3 separate regions of the Homo sapiens genome follow, and all the other regions are linked to region 1. A link is a contact called in ENCODE Hi-C or POLR2A ChIA-PET data. All regions are on one chromosome and are shown on one strand. The core of a region is the stretch at or near the end of the contact, and the rest is flanking DNA. Distances in the headings are between cores, read along the strand shown.

What was found. Hi-C counts contacts between places; a loop is a spot of excess contacts on that map. ChIA-PET counts read pairs that join two places held with the same protein, here RNA polymerase II (POLR2A). Pooled maps may share reads with other maps.
Region 2: a pooled map shows a loop between it and region 1 (4-fold over the local background). The contact joins two enhancer-like sites. A Hi-C loop is called at or near these places in 6 of 50 pooled maps. POLR2A ChIA-PET finds 5 or more read pairs at or near these places in 4 of 52 experiments (CD8-positive, alpha-beta memory T cell, GM12878, H1 and 1 more).
Region 3: a loop to region 1 is called in a map of naive thymus-derived CD4-positive, alpha-beta T cell, with 3 times the contacts of the local background. The contact joins two enhancer-like sites. A Hi-C loop is called at or near these places in 1 of 168 maps with a recorded cell type or tissue (naive thymus-derived CD4-positive, alpha-beta T cell) and 5 of 50 pooled maps.

Annotation. Positions count from the first base shown.
Region 1 is chr16:57,164,656-57,168,702 of GRCh38, forward strand. PSME3IP1 (proteasome activator subunit 3 interacting protein 1) reads right to left here. Exons shown (of 7, transcript NM_024946.4): 5 at 2,438-2,571. Among named protein-coding and RNA genes, the nearest start is that of PSME3IP1, 19 kb to the right of the region's middle. Within about 2 kb of position 2,441, at least 7 of the 41 ENCODE cell types and tissues checked have a DNase peak (open chromatin) inside an H3K27ac peak, as active enhancers do; they include GM12878, where a contact is called at or near this core.
Region 2 is chr16:57,012,127-57,016,138 of GRCh38, forward strand. The region is part of intron 1 of NLRC5 (NLR family CARD domain containing 5); the gene reads left to right. It also overlaps the pseudogene CFAP69P1. Among named protein-coding and RNA genes, the nearest start is that of NLRC5, 25 kb to the left of the region's middle. RefSeq lists enhancers at 2,483-2,532, 2,573-2,732, 2,863-2,912. Within about 2 kb of position 1,990, at least 16 of the 41 ENCODE cell types and tissues checked have a DNase peak (open chromatin) inside an H3K27ac peak, as active enhancers do; they include GM12878, where a contact is called at or near this core.
Region 3 is chr16:57,414,990-57,418,784 of GRCh38, forward strand. CCL17 (C-C motif chemokine ligand 17) reads left to right here. Exons shown (of 4, transcript NM_002987.3): 3 at 92-209; 4 at 776-1,074. The coding sequence ends at 872. Among named protein-coding and RNA genes, the nearest start is that of CCL17, 12 kb to the left of the region's middle. RefSeq lists enhancers at 1,128-1,643, 1,644-2,159, 2,676-3,190. Within about 2 kb of position 2,227, at least 17 of the 41 ENCODE cell types and tissues checked have a DNase peak (open chromatin) inside an H3K27ac peak, as active enhancers do.

The DNA of each region.
Region 1 (4,047 bases), core at 1,191-3,690:
CCTCTAAGACTGGGGACATTACTGTGTGTATGTACTAGTTGGTATTTTCTTGCAGGGAGTACACAGCAGGTTCCATTTAAGACTTATGTGGGAGGCCCGGGTGCGGTGGCTGACGCCTGTAATCCCAGCACGTTGGGAGGCCAAGACGGACGGATCACCTGAGGTCAGGTGTTTGACACCAGCCTGGCCAACATGGTGAAACCCTGTCTCTACAAAAAATACAAAATTAGCCAGGCAAGGTGGTGCATGCCTGTAATCCCAGCTACTTGGGAGGCTGAGGCATGAGAATCGCTTGAACCCGGGAGGCACAGGTGTGCCAAGATTGCGCCATTGCACTCCAGCCTGGGCGACAAGAGTGAAACTCCAGCTCAAAAAAAAAAAAAGAAAAAGAAAAAGAAAAGAAAAAGAAAAGAGAATCAGAGTATACAAAACCACATGCAATTAAGTTGGAAATCAATGACAAAAGAGAAACATATTTTGCAGCCTCTAAGACACTGTTATATATATATATATATATCATCATAAGGTGTTAAAACGTGTGTGGCGAGGGGGAAGGCTTATCTTTCCCCTCACTGAAATATGGTTGTTACCTCAATATGGAGATTTAAAAAATACATTTCTAAATAATTCCTGAGTCAAAGAAGAAATCATAATGGATATTTTAAAATACTTAGAAGGAAATATAAAACTCATATACAATGAAAGTTAAGGAAAATTTATAGCTTCAGATGCTCATAACTAAAAAGACTGCACATTCATGAACTAGGTATCTGACAGTTTTTTCTAACAATAAATAAAAGAATAAACTAGAAGAGAGTAAAGAATATTCCTTTGAAGAAGGTAAGAAATTGCTGCTTGTTTTGGTCTTATGCTTCATGACATATACATGCCAATGGCTTCCAGACCTTCACCAGGCAGCAGAATCACTCATGGAACTTTGAAAACTACGACTCCCAGACTTCACTTCAAACTTACTGAACCAGAATTAGTGCAAGGCCTGCGAATATAAATTATTAACAAACTCCCAGGTGATTCCAATAAACTCAGGGTCGGACAGATTAGGAACTCCTGCCCCAGGAGACTACCTTACTACACAAAGAAACATTAAATGATGTTGTTTCAAAACCCAAAAGGGGTTATATGCAGGTCACCAAATACGCTACTACAGAGCCTTTTCTAAAGGTGATCTAAGAACTAAGGGAAACAGTTACAACACCCATTCTGCGACCACCAAGAGCAGTCTCAAGGGATAACAAATTGATCACCTGGAGAGCCCTCCCTTGGCATATTCCAGTAAAACTGACCCAGGTCCAAATCCTGCGAGTCCCTAGTCTTGCAGGAAAGCTTATGTGAGAACTTGAAAGGAATAATTCATGGTTTGGGTAGCGAGCCCTTCTCAGGATAACTCCTCCCCTCTGTTGCTATACCAGCATGACATTTTTACATGTAGGCAGTGTTCCTAAGAACATCTGCAGCAGATGGGTGGTGTGCCAAACCACAAGACTGCATCAATACACTCCCTTCAAAACATATGGCTGGTTGCCAATATATCATATTGATTTTCCTAATAGACTGCACTTAAACTTATCATTTCGCCCACAGTCTGTTGGGTCAAATCTAAATGACCAGATTCAATCACTCTGATGACATTTCAGGATTTGGAAAGGGAGGAGCAAACATAGCAAAGAACTTATCATAGCCTTGAGACAGTGCTATCACTTCCACATCAATCCAAACCTAGCCACAGCCAGGTCTGTAACCCTGCCAGGGCTGCCATGTTCTTTCAGGACAGGATGCCTTTGCAGCAGCTATTCCCTCTGCTTAGACTGTTCTCTCCCTTGTTGCTTGTCAAAGCCCTAGTTGTCCTACCTAATCAGCATCTTTCCAATGGTTTCCCCCAACCTCCCCAACATGAAGATGCACACAACACCCTCCCAGCAGCATTGTATGCTCCTCCTCCTTGCTCTCAGTACACCCTACACAGATCCTTTCACAAGACTCACTACCTCATTTTTCTAGACAGAAGCCCAAATAATGAACTCTAGCTCTCTGTTTCTCTATGATCTTGCACAAAGAAGGGTCTCAACCTCTCAAACTCTTGGTCTTCTCATCTACAAAACAGGGATTATAATTGTACTTCATAGGGTTGTTGAAGAATACATGGGATTATGCACAGGAAGCACTTAACACAATGCCTGGTGTGGCAGATCCCCACTGAAGAGTAGCTATTATTTATATTTGTTGAATAAGTGATCAGAGAGACGAGGGTCAAAGCCTATAGAAGGCCTCAAATCTGGAAAGGGAGAGATAGGTGAGCACACCAAGGGAACTTCACCAGGACTCACGCGAGGCAAGCGTTGGCTCTGGCTTCCATTACAAGTGGTGTTTCAGAGTACACGGTCAGAGAGAAATCTGAGTTGTGTGAGTGCTGACTAACCTCTTATGCTTCACAGCTCCTGCCAACAGCTTCGCCTGGGAGAACTTGTTCTTGGTTTCTATAGGCTTCACAGTCAGTTTCTTTTCCACTTCCTTCTTGTTCTCTTGAGAAATTCCAACCTTCTTGAGGTTATTGTGAGTTACCAGTTAAGGGTCAAACTAAGCAAAAGGGAAGACAACAAATATAACCCACTAGCCCTTCGGCTGTGCGATGTAATGTCTGGCCTACTTATTTAAATAAATGCCCCACCCTTCTTTATTCTGCCAGTCAAATCCAGCCAATTCAAAGATAAATGAAAGAGACCATGGAGGAAGACAGCATATAAAGCCCAAAATAATACAGATAAGCAACCTTTTCCTCTGATTCTCAATGAAAATCTGAGCATAGCCACAAAACCCACTATTACCAAGGACATGGCCAATATCATGCTTGATGAGGAAAACAGATCTTAAGGAATATAAAGAAAACAGAAAAAAAAATGTGGCTTCCCTGAAAACATGCTTCCCCCTTCAAGGGTTAAATCAAATTTTGCAGAATGTTGTTCTGACTATCAGTGGCAATTAATCTTAGACATCACGAAGACTAACTCCTGCTCCACTGGTGCAAGGAAACATCAGAATCACCCCAAGGCTCATTAAACATGTCAAGTCCCTCCCTGCCCCAAACCTACTGAATGAGACCTCTAGAGGCCCGGGAGTTTGTTTTAAACACTCTCTGAAGGTGATTTTACACTTGATCTTAGCCAAAAGGCCAAGAAACAATCAAAGGTGATTTTAATGAGAAATCCTGTGCATATATACAAGAACTGAAAAGCTATTTTTAAAAGCATGACCAGTTCGCTTGTAACATCAGTTTTTCGTTCTTGATGCCAATCTCTGGCTCTCAACTTTTTACTCTTTTGAAGTGAAGAAAGGCCCCATATTTTTGTCGGGGAGGTCACTTTCACTTGTTCCCTCCACCAGCCCTCCCTCCTCTCCCTCCACTTCTCCCTCCGTTTTATGCTCTCTCTTGAAACGTCTTAGACAACAGATAAGTATTCTGACACAGTGCAAGTCCTTATTTAAGATGCACTAGTGCCTGGAACAATAGTGACATCTAGTGCCCAGGAAATCTAAGAAGCATGAATTATCAGCCCAAAAAGGTGGGTGGAAGTAGAGGATGTATGGTTAAGGTTATTTATCTACGTGTCTTTGAACAATGGAGAAAATCCTAAGATTTTCCAGAAATCCTAAGATTCTAATTCTAATCACTCTCCAGGCAACTAACTCTGTTCTTATGGGCACAAGTTACCTTAAATATTTGCAGTATGCAATGGAAATTAGATATAATGCTTAGTACTATTATGAGTTTAATGAATTTAATGTTTTTAGGGTCATCATGGAAATAGATAATGTTAATACTCATTTTTATTTAAAAAAAAATAGATTGGCCAGGCACAGTGGCTCATGCCTGTAATCCTAGCACTTTGGGAGGCCGAGGTGGGCAGATCAACTGAGGTCGGGAGTTCAAGACCAGCCTGACCAGCATGGAGAAACCCTGTCTCTACTAAAAAGACAAAAAATTAGCTGGGTGTGGTGGCACATTCCTGTAATCCCAGCTAGTCGGGAGGC
Region 2 (4,012 bases), core at 740-3,239, 150 kb before region 1:
TACATAAATAGAATCATACAATACGTGATCTTTAGTGATCTTTTTTCACATGGCATAAACTTGGTTCCTTTTTATGTTGAATAATATTCCATTGTATAGATATGTCACAGTTTGTTTCTCCATTCATGAGCTTTTGGGTATTTGGGTTGATTTCACTTTTTGACTGTTATGGATAATGCTGGTACAAACATTCATATACAAGTTTTTGTGTAGATGTATATTTTCATTTCTCTTGGAATAGACCTAGGCGTGGAATTGCTGGATTAGATGGTAATTCTATTGTTTTACATTCTAAGGCAGGGGTCCCCAACCCCCAGGCTACAGATCAGTGTCGGTTCATGGCCTGTTAGGAACTGGGCCGCACAGCAGGTGGTGAGCGGCCATCGGGCGAGTATTACTGCCTGAGCTCTGCCTCCTGTCGGATCAGCGGTGCCATTAGATTCTCATAGGAGCACAAACCCAGTTGTGAAATGCGCATGTGAGGGATCTAGGTTGCGAGTTTCTGATGAGAATCTAATGATAAATGTAATGAGCTTGAATCATCCCGAATCCATCCCCCAACCCCAACCCCCGTCCGGGGAAAAAATGATCTCTCATGAAATCAGTCCCTAGGCCAAAAAGTCTGGGGACTGCTGTTCTAAGGAACTGCCAAAACTGCCAAACTGTTTTTCAGAGTGGCTGGACCATTTTACATTCCCACCGGCAATATATACGGTGTCCTGTTTCTTTACATCCTCATCAACATGTGTCTTTTTCATTACAGCCATTCTATGTGGGTGTGAAATGCTATGTGGCTGTGTTTTTCATTTCCATGCAGAAATTTTTAATTTAATTGCTTAGTTAAAAATAATTCTTTAAATTTAAAACACTCATATTGCCATATGTATATTTTTATACTACAAAGTGATACAATTTTTGTTAATTTTCTTGCCTTGATTACTCTTTACCTGTATAGTATTTAAATCTTTACATAAGATCACAATTATAGTGAATAGTAATTTATTCAACTCAAAATCTTCATAGGATTTAGAAAATTTAAGTCCTTTACCAAAGGGATTGACTTCTAACTTCATTAAAGGTTGCGAACAGTATCAAATCCTTGGTAAAGCCACATTCAATCTTTGGCACTCCAGGATTTTGAGCTATAACTGTAGTGATCACTAATATGTCATTTCTAAGCTGACGGTCATAATGACTAAAACCTCTCATAGATTTTAAAATACTTCCTTCAAAGTCAGTAAACATTCCAAGTTACTAAGCTGTTGAACAATTTCTTATTTTGAAGATTTTTTCTGATAAGTTCCAAAGTGTTTCTGATGAAGGAAATAAAAGCTGTCCAGAGAAATCTGAGTCATTGAGGTGAGCACAGATTCCATTGGCTGCTTGTGCTTTCATCATTACAGTACAATTAACTTCAGAAGTCGAGAGATGCTGCAGAATTTTAAGTACCCAAAGTTTCTCAACAAGTTGATTTTCAAGCAAGGTCATTAACTGGGCCATTGTTTTTGCCAATCCTCCAACTTCAGCCATTTGAATCTTGTATGATGAACTCACTTGCTGGTAACCTGGAATATGCTCCTTTGGTGGTTGTGCCTGATAAAAGTCAACAATACGTTTACAATTTTTTATCCTCAATTCAGAACTTGGTATTTTCATTAAGTCACCCAGAAGCGCAACTGAACTAGCAGTATCTCCAGCATAAGTTATTTCATCCGATACTTTCTTTTTCAAAAATGGCAAGCCACACTATTTTATGATATCATATGCAGATTCTACAAAATGCGGCTGGTTTTCAATTTTTACTGCACACAGATTCAGAATTTCAAATGTCTGTACTAAATCCCTTAAGGGAAGTTCATTCTGATAACACTGTACCAGTTTCTTGACAGATTTAAGTTGCTTTTCTTCTAAGCCTTCTTTAGCAGTCTCTTCAAAAAGTTTGATGACACCATTAAGGTCCACAGGCTTCAAAACACCAGTTCCACATGGCGAGGGAGGCCTTGGGAAACATCATCATGATGGAAGGCAAAGGGGAAGTAAAGACCTTCTTCATGGTGGCAGGAAAGAGACAGCATATTGCTATGTATTTTAACACCACTTATTTCCCCCCTTTTTTCTTTCAATATCATGGATTAAATAGTGTATTTTAAATGAGTGTGAGGCTCACTTGGACTCTATTCCATCCCTTTGGCCAATTTTTTTCCATTTTTAATCCAAGAATCTTAAAGTTTGAATGATGGTCACCTTGTTATATATTTTATTATGTTTGGAAGCTTTTTTGCTATTGTCTGATCCTCCCAACAAATAGCCTTTTGATAGAATTGCCTTTATTCGTTTCTTTATATCTAATTCTAACTTAAGATTAGACTTAAAAGTAACTTCAGCGGTTTTATTATGAAATATTTAAGGCATATAAATACTGCCTCTTTTCTCTAAATGACTGCTAATATAATTTTACCAAGTTCTGTTAAAGTATCCTGTTGTACATAAAGTGCTGTTGTTTTTTATCTGCCTGTTAACTTAGAGTGGGTTTTATTTTCTTTCACTTTCTGTGGTCGAAGGCAAGTATGTCTTAGTCAGTTTGGGCTGTTATAATGAAACACTGTAGACTGGGTGGCTTAAACAACAGAAACTTGTTTCTCACGTTCTGAAAGCCGGGAAGTCCCCAATCAGGGAGCCAGCAGGCCTGGTGTCTGGAGAGGATGCGCTTCCTGGTTTGCAGACGGCACCTTCTCATTGTGTCCTCACAGGGCAGAGAGCAAAAAGAAAGGGCAAGCGCTCTCCAGCCTCTTCCTTTTTCCTTTTTTTTTTTGTTTGTTTGAGATGGAGTCTTGCTCTGTTGCCCAGACTGGAGTGCGGTGGCATGATCTTGGCTCAATGCAACCTCTGCCTCCTGGCTTCAAGTGATTCTCCTGCCTCAGCCTCCTGAGTAGCTGGGACTACAGGTGCCTGCCACCATGCCTGACTAATTTTTATGTTTTTATTAGAGATGGGGTTTCATCATGTTGGCCAGACTGGTTTTAGACTCCTGACCTCAAGTGATCTACCTACCTTGGCCTCCCAAAGTGCTGGGATTACAGGCGTGAACCACCGCACCCGGCCTCCAGCCTCTTCTTGTGAGGGCAGTAATCCCATCATAAGGGGTCCACCCTCTTGACCTAATCACTTCGCAAAGGTCCCACTTCCAAATACCATCACACTGGGTATTTAGGCTTCACCAGGTGAATTGGTGGGGGAGGTGGGACACAAACATTCAGTCCACGGCAAGTTTTTATCTCAATTTGCTAAAGCCTCTCTTTATTTCTCCTGTTACAGTGTGATAATGTTTTTTAAAATATCATTTAGCTGGCTGTGGTGACCCATGCCTGCAGTCCCAGCTACTCAGGAGGCTAAGGCAAAAGGATCACATGAACCTAGGAGTTTGAATCCAGCCTGGGCAACATAGAAAGACCCTGTCTCTTAAAAAAATAAATAAATAAATAAATAAATAAATAAATAAATAAATAAATAAAGGAAAGAGGCTGGGCACAGTGGCTCATGCCTATAATCCCAGCACTTTGGGAGGCCGAGGCGGGCAGATCACCTGAAGTCGGGAGTTCAAGACCAGCCTGACCAACATGGAGAAACCCCTTCTCTACTAAAAATACAAAATTAGCCGGGTGTAGTGGCACATGCCTGTAATCCCACTACTTGGGAGGCTGAGGCAAGAGAATTGCTTGAACCAGAAGGTGGAGGTTGTGGTGAGCCGAGATCATGCCATTGCACTCCAGCCTGGGCAACAAGAATGAAACTCCATCTCAAAAAAAAAAAAAAAAAAAAAAAGAAAGAAAAGAAAAGAAGCACTTAAAGAGGCTGAGGCAGGCAGATCACTTGAAGTCAGGAGTTCAAGACCAGCCTGGCCAACATGGTGAAACCTAGTCTCTACTAAAAATACTAGAATTAGCCAGACGTGGTGGCACATGCCTGTAATCCCAGCTACTCGGGAGGCTGAGGCATGAGACTTGCTTGAACC
Region 3 (3,795 bases), core at 977-3,476, 250 kb after region 1:
CATGCAGATCTTCCACGAACACCCCCCAGAGGTCCCCGCAACACACACGCAGACACTCACAGACACCCCTGCCCCGCTCCTCTCCCTGCAGCTCGAGGGACCAATGTGGGCCGGGAGTGCTGCCTGGAGTACTTCAAGGGAGCCATTCCCCTTAGAAAGCTGAAGACGTGGTACCAGACATCTGAGGACTGCTCCAGGGATGCCATCGTGTAAGTCCCCCTGGCTCCACCCCTGCTCCTCAGGGCCAAGCATGGGGACAAGTGCACCCTGGAGCTCCCAGGACGGCCAATGGGGAGCAGGGAAGAGACAGCGGGGCCTTCCTCCCCAACCCCTGCAGGCTCCCCACACTGTGGGACCCAAAAGGGCCGCAGGCCATGAGGTCCAACCTATTCCTTGATTTGTGGTGAAATTGAGGCCCCGGGAGCAATGAACACCCCCAGGTCACACAGCTGGTCAGGGGCAATGTGGTCACCTCCCCCAGCCTGGGCCTGAGCCCTGCCCGCAGTCTCCACGTCCCAGGCTCTAGACTGTCTGGGGGCATGGGCAGGCTGAGGGGTGGGCACAAGTTCCTGCAGCCCTGGCTCCCTGGGAGGGTCGAGATTACTCGGGACAGAGCCTGAAGTCCCAGATCTGCCACCAATGCCCTGTGTGACAGCAGCAACTTCCTGCCCCTCTTGGAGCCTTGGAATCCTGGTCAGCACAGGGCGGGCCGTCCCAGGGACTCTGGGGGCCCTTCCCCCCCTGCCACTCCTGGTAACGTCCTCCTTCTGTGTAGTTTTGTAACTGTGCAGGGCAGGGCCATCTGTTCGGACCCCAACAACAAGAGAGTGAAGAATGCAGTTAAATACCTGCAAAGCCTTGAGAGGTCTTGAAGCCTCCTCACCCCAGACTCCTGACTGTCTCCCGGGACTACCTGGGACCTCCACCGTTGGTGTTCACCGCCCCCACCCTGAGCGCCTGGGTCCAGGGGAGGCCTTCCAGGGACGAAGAAGAGCCACAGTGAGGGAGATCCCATCCCCTTGTCTGAACTGGAGCCATGGGCACAAAGGGCCCAGATTAAAGTCTTTATCCTCAGTCTGTGTCAGCGTGTCTGTCCCCACAGCGCAAGATGCGCTTCCACTCCGGCCTGTCACTCTGGGAGGGTTCTCAGAGAACCTCTGGTCCTGCCCTGTGCAGGTCGGAAAGGGAAACTGAGGCTGAGAAGGGCACGTGGCTTCCGCAGACCACGCACCAGTGAGGGGAGGCCCTGGTGAGAGGCCCGGGCAGGGGCGGGGTTGGCGGGGTCCTGGGAGGCGGCCGCTGGATTCTCTCCCTACCCACCCCAAGGTCTCCCGGTTTCCCCCCAGCCCAGCTCCTGTTCTTGCCCCACGTGGAGCTGAGGACAAACTTCCCCGAGGTGCTGGAGTCAATTTCACAGACTGGCCAGGACCCTGCCGCAGGCCACAGCTCTGCCCAGTGCTGGGGAGCCCCCTGGCCAAGGGTGGGGGAAGCTTGTAGCCCTGTCCTTGCCTTCCCCTGCACTCACTGCAGTCCAGCTGGCCCGGCTCCTCCTGGCCCTGGCTCCCTCTCCCCGCTCAAACTCCAGACCCCAGCTCCAGGGCGAGGGGGCTCTGTGGGTCCTGGGCCCTCTGCCTGCGGCTGACTTCCTAGCCCACTCCAGGCTCAGGCAGGCGGGCGCCACGCGGCCCTGTGGTTCCTCCTGACTGAAGTGTGATCCCCACCCGGCCCTGGCTGCGCCCAGCCTGCCGGAAGCCGGCCCAGCACAACCGCCCACCGACTCGCTCCCCCAGCTCTTAGGGACTGCCCTGAAGCCGACCCCTGCTCCGCGTGGTTCTCTCATTGTGTGTGTGTGTGTGTGTGTGTGTGTGTGTGTGTGCGTGCGCGTGTGTGGCAGTCCCAGCTCCTCCATTAGGTTGAGAGCTCCGTGAGCCACTCCGGGGACCCCACACCCCTGTGCTAAAAAAGATGGGGACTAGAGGCTCAGGACACCCCACCCCCAGACCCCTCTGCCCATGCCCAGCTAAGGGCTGAGCACAGAGGAGTCGGGGCCTAAGCCTTCTAGTTCTCTCTCACTCTCCCAACCAGCGATGGGGCCGTGGCTTCTCTCTGAACACAGTTTGGCGGCAGGGGCGCGGGTCCTTCTCTTCCGAGGACCTTGTGGCGGGCATTGTTTGGTGGGGCTGCGGTTAGAAGGGCAATTTCCAGGCCCGGCTGTTGCCTCCTGCTGCTCCCTTGTGGCCAGTCAGCTCATTGCAGGGCAGATGATAGAACCCAAGTTTACTTTCCAGTACGGGCACAGCGATAACGAGGTTGATAAAACCAGTGAACTGGCTTGCCTGTGACTCTAGGGTCTCTTCAGCCGCAAGTGGGCTCATCTCCTGTCCTGATGCCGAGGAGGATCACTTGAACAACTGCCTAAGACCCAGAGTCCTGGGGATGGCCCAGTCTGAGTTCTTCATGGAAAATTGTCCTCTGAATCCACCGGGAGGAGGAAGGATGATCTAAAAAGGGAGGGAGGCAAGGAGAAGCTCCTAAGACAGCAAAGGCCAGAGACAGCCGGGGTCTGGACCCCTGCACCCTGCAGGCGAGAGCTGGAAGGACTCTCAGAGTGCAATGGCTCCATCTCAGCTCACTGCAACCTCCGCCTCCCAGGTTCAAGCGATTCTCCTGCTTCAGCCTCCTAAGTAGCTGGGATTACAGGCGCCCGCCACCACACCCGGCTAATTTTTTTGTATTTTTAGTAGAGACGGGGTTTCACCATGTCGGTCAGGCTGGTCTTGAACTCTTGGCCTTATGTGATCCACTCGCCTTGGCCTCCCAAAGTGCTGAGATTACAGGCATGAGCCACCGCGCCTGGCCTCCAGCAAACTTCGTTTAAAAAAGCAAGACCTTTTTTGTTTTTTCCCTACTGAAATCCTACTCAGAAGCCCATATTGTAAGCTTAGGTAAGTAGAGCTGCCGTGGAGGCCTGTGAGGAGGTGGGGAGTTGCCAGAGGGTCCCTGAAAGTGAGATAGGGTGGGGCATTGCATAAAGGCAGGGAAGAGGTGGATCCAGGACTGGCAACAAAACGCAGGATTCAGAATCCAAGTATTCACGAGCAGCATCCGGTGCAAGCTGGGGGATGGTGAGATGCAAGAGATAGGACAACTGCCATGTGACCTTAGGGCATTTTAAGGAGGTGTGACCTGGAGACTGCTGTGATTGGAAAGACTGCTGGGAGGGAAAAAGAGGAATGGGCAGGTTCGGGGTGAAAAGTGAGGAGAAGCGCCAGACTTATGTTGTTTCTTTCACCTGGTAGGTGCCTCCCCTCCTCCCCCACCCCACCCCTGCTTTTTTTTTTTTTTTTTTTTTTTTTTTTTTTCAGATGGAGTCTGGCTCTGTGACCCAGGCTGGAGTGCAGTGGTGCGATCTGGCTCACTGCAACCTCTGTCTCCCGGGTTCAAGCGATTCTCATGCCTCAGCTTCCTGAGTAGCTGGGATTATAGGTGTGCACCACCACACCTGGCTGATTTTTGTATTTTTAGAAGAGATGGGGTTTTACCATGTTGGCCAGGCTGGTCTCGAACTCCCGAGCTCAAGTGATCCGCCCACCTCGGCCTCCCAAAGTGCTGGGATTACAGGCGTGAGCCACTATTCTGAAATCCAGTTTCTCTTCAACGCTCAACTCAGTGCTGCCTCTGCCACAGCCAGCCTACTCAACCTCAGCTGTGTGTCCTCCACCTGCACCCAACGCTCACCTTAGTCTAATCCTGACCACACTCTACCCCTTGTAATTGGAGCTGCTTGGGTGATTT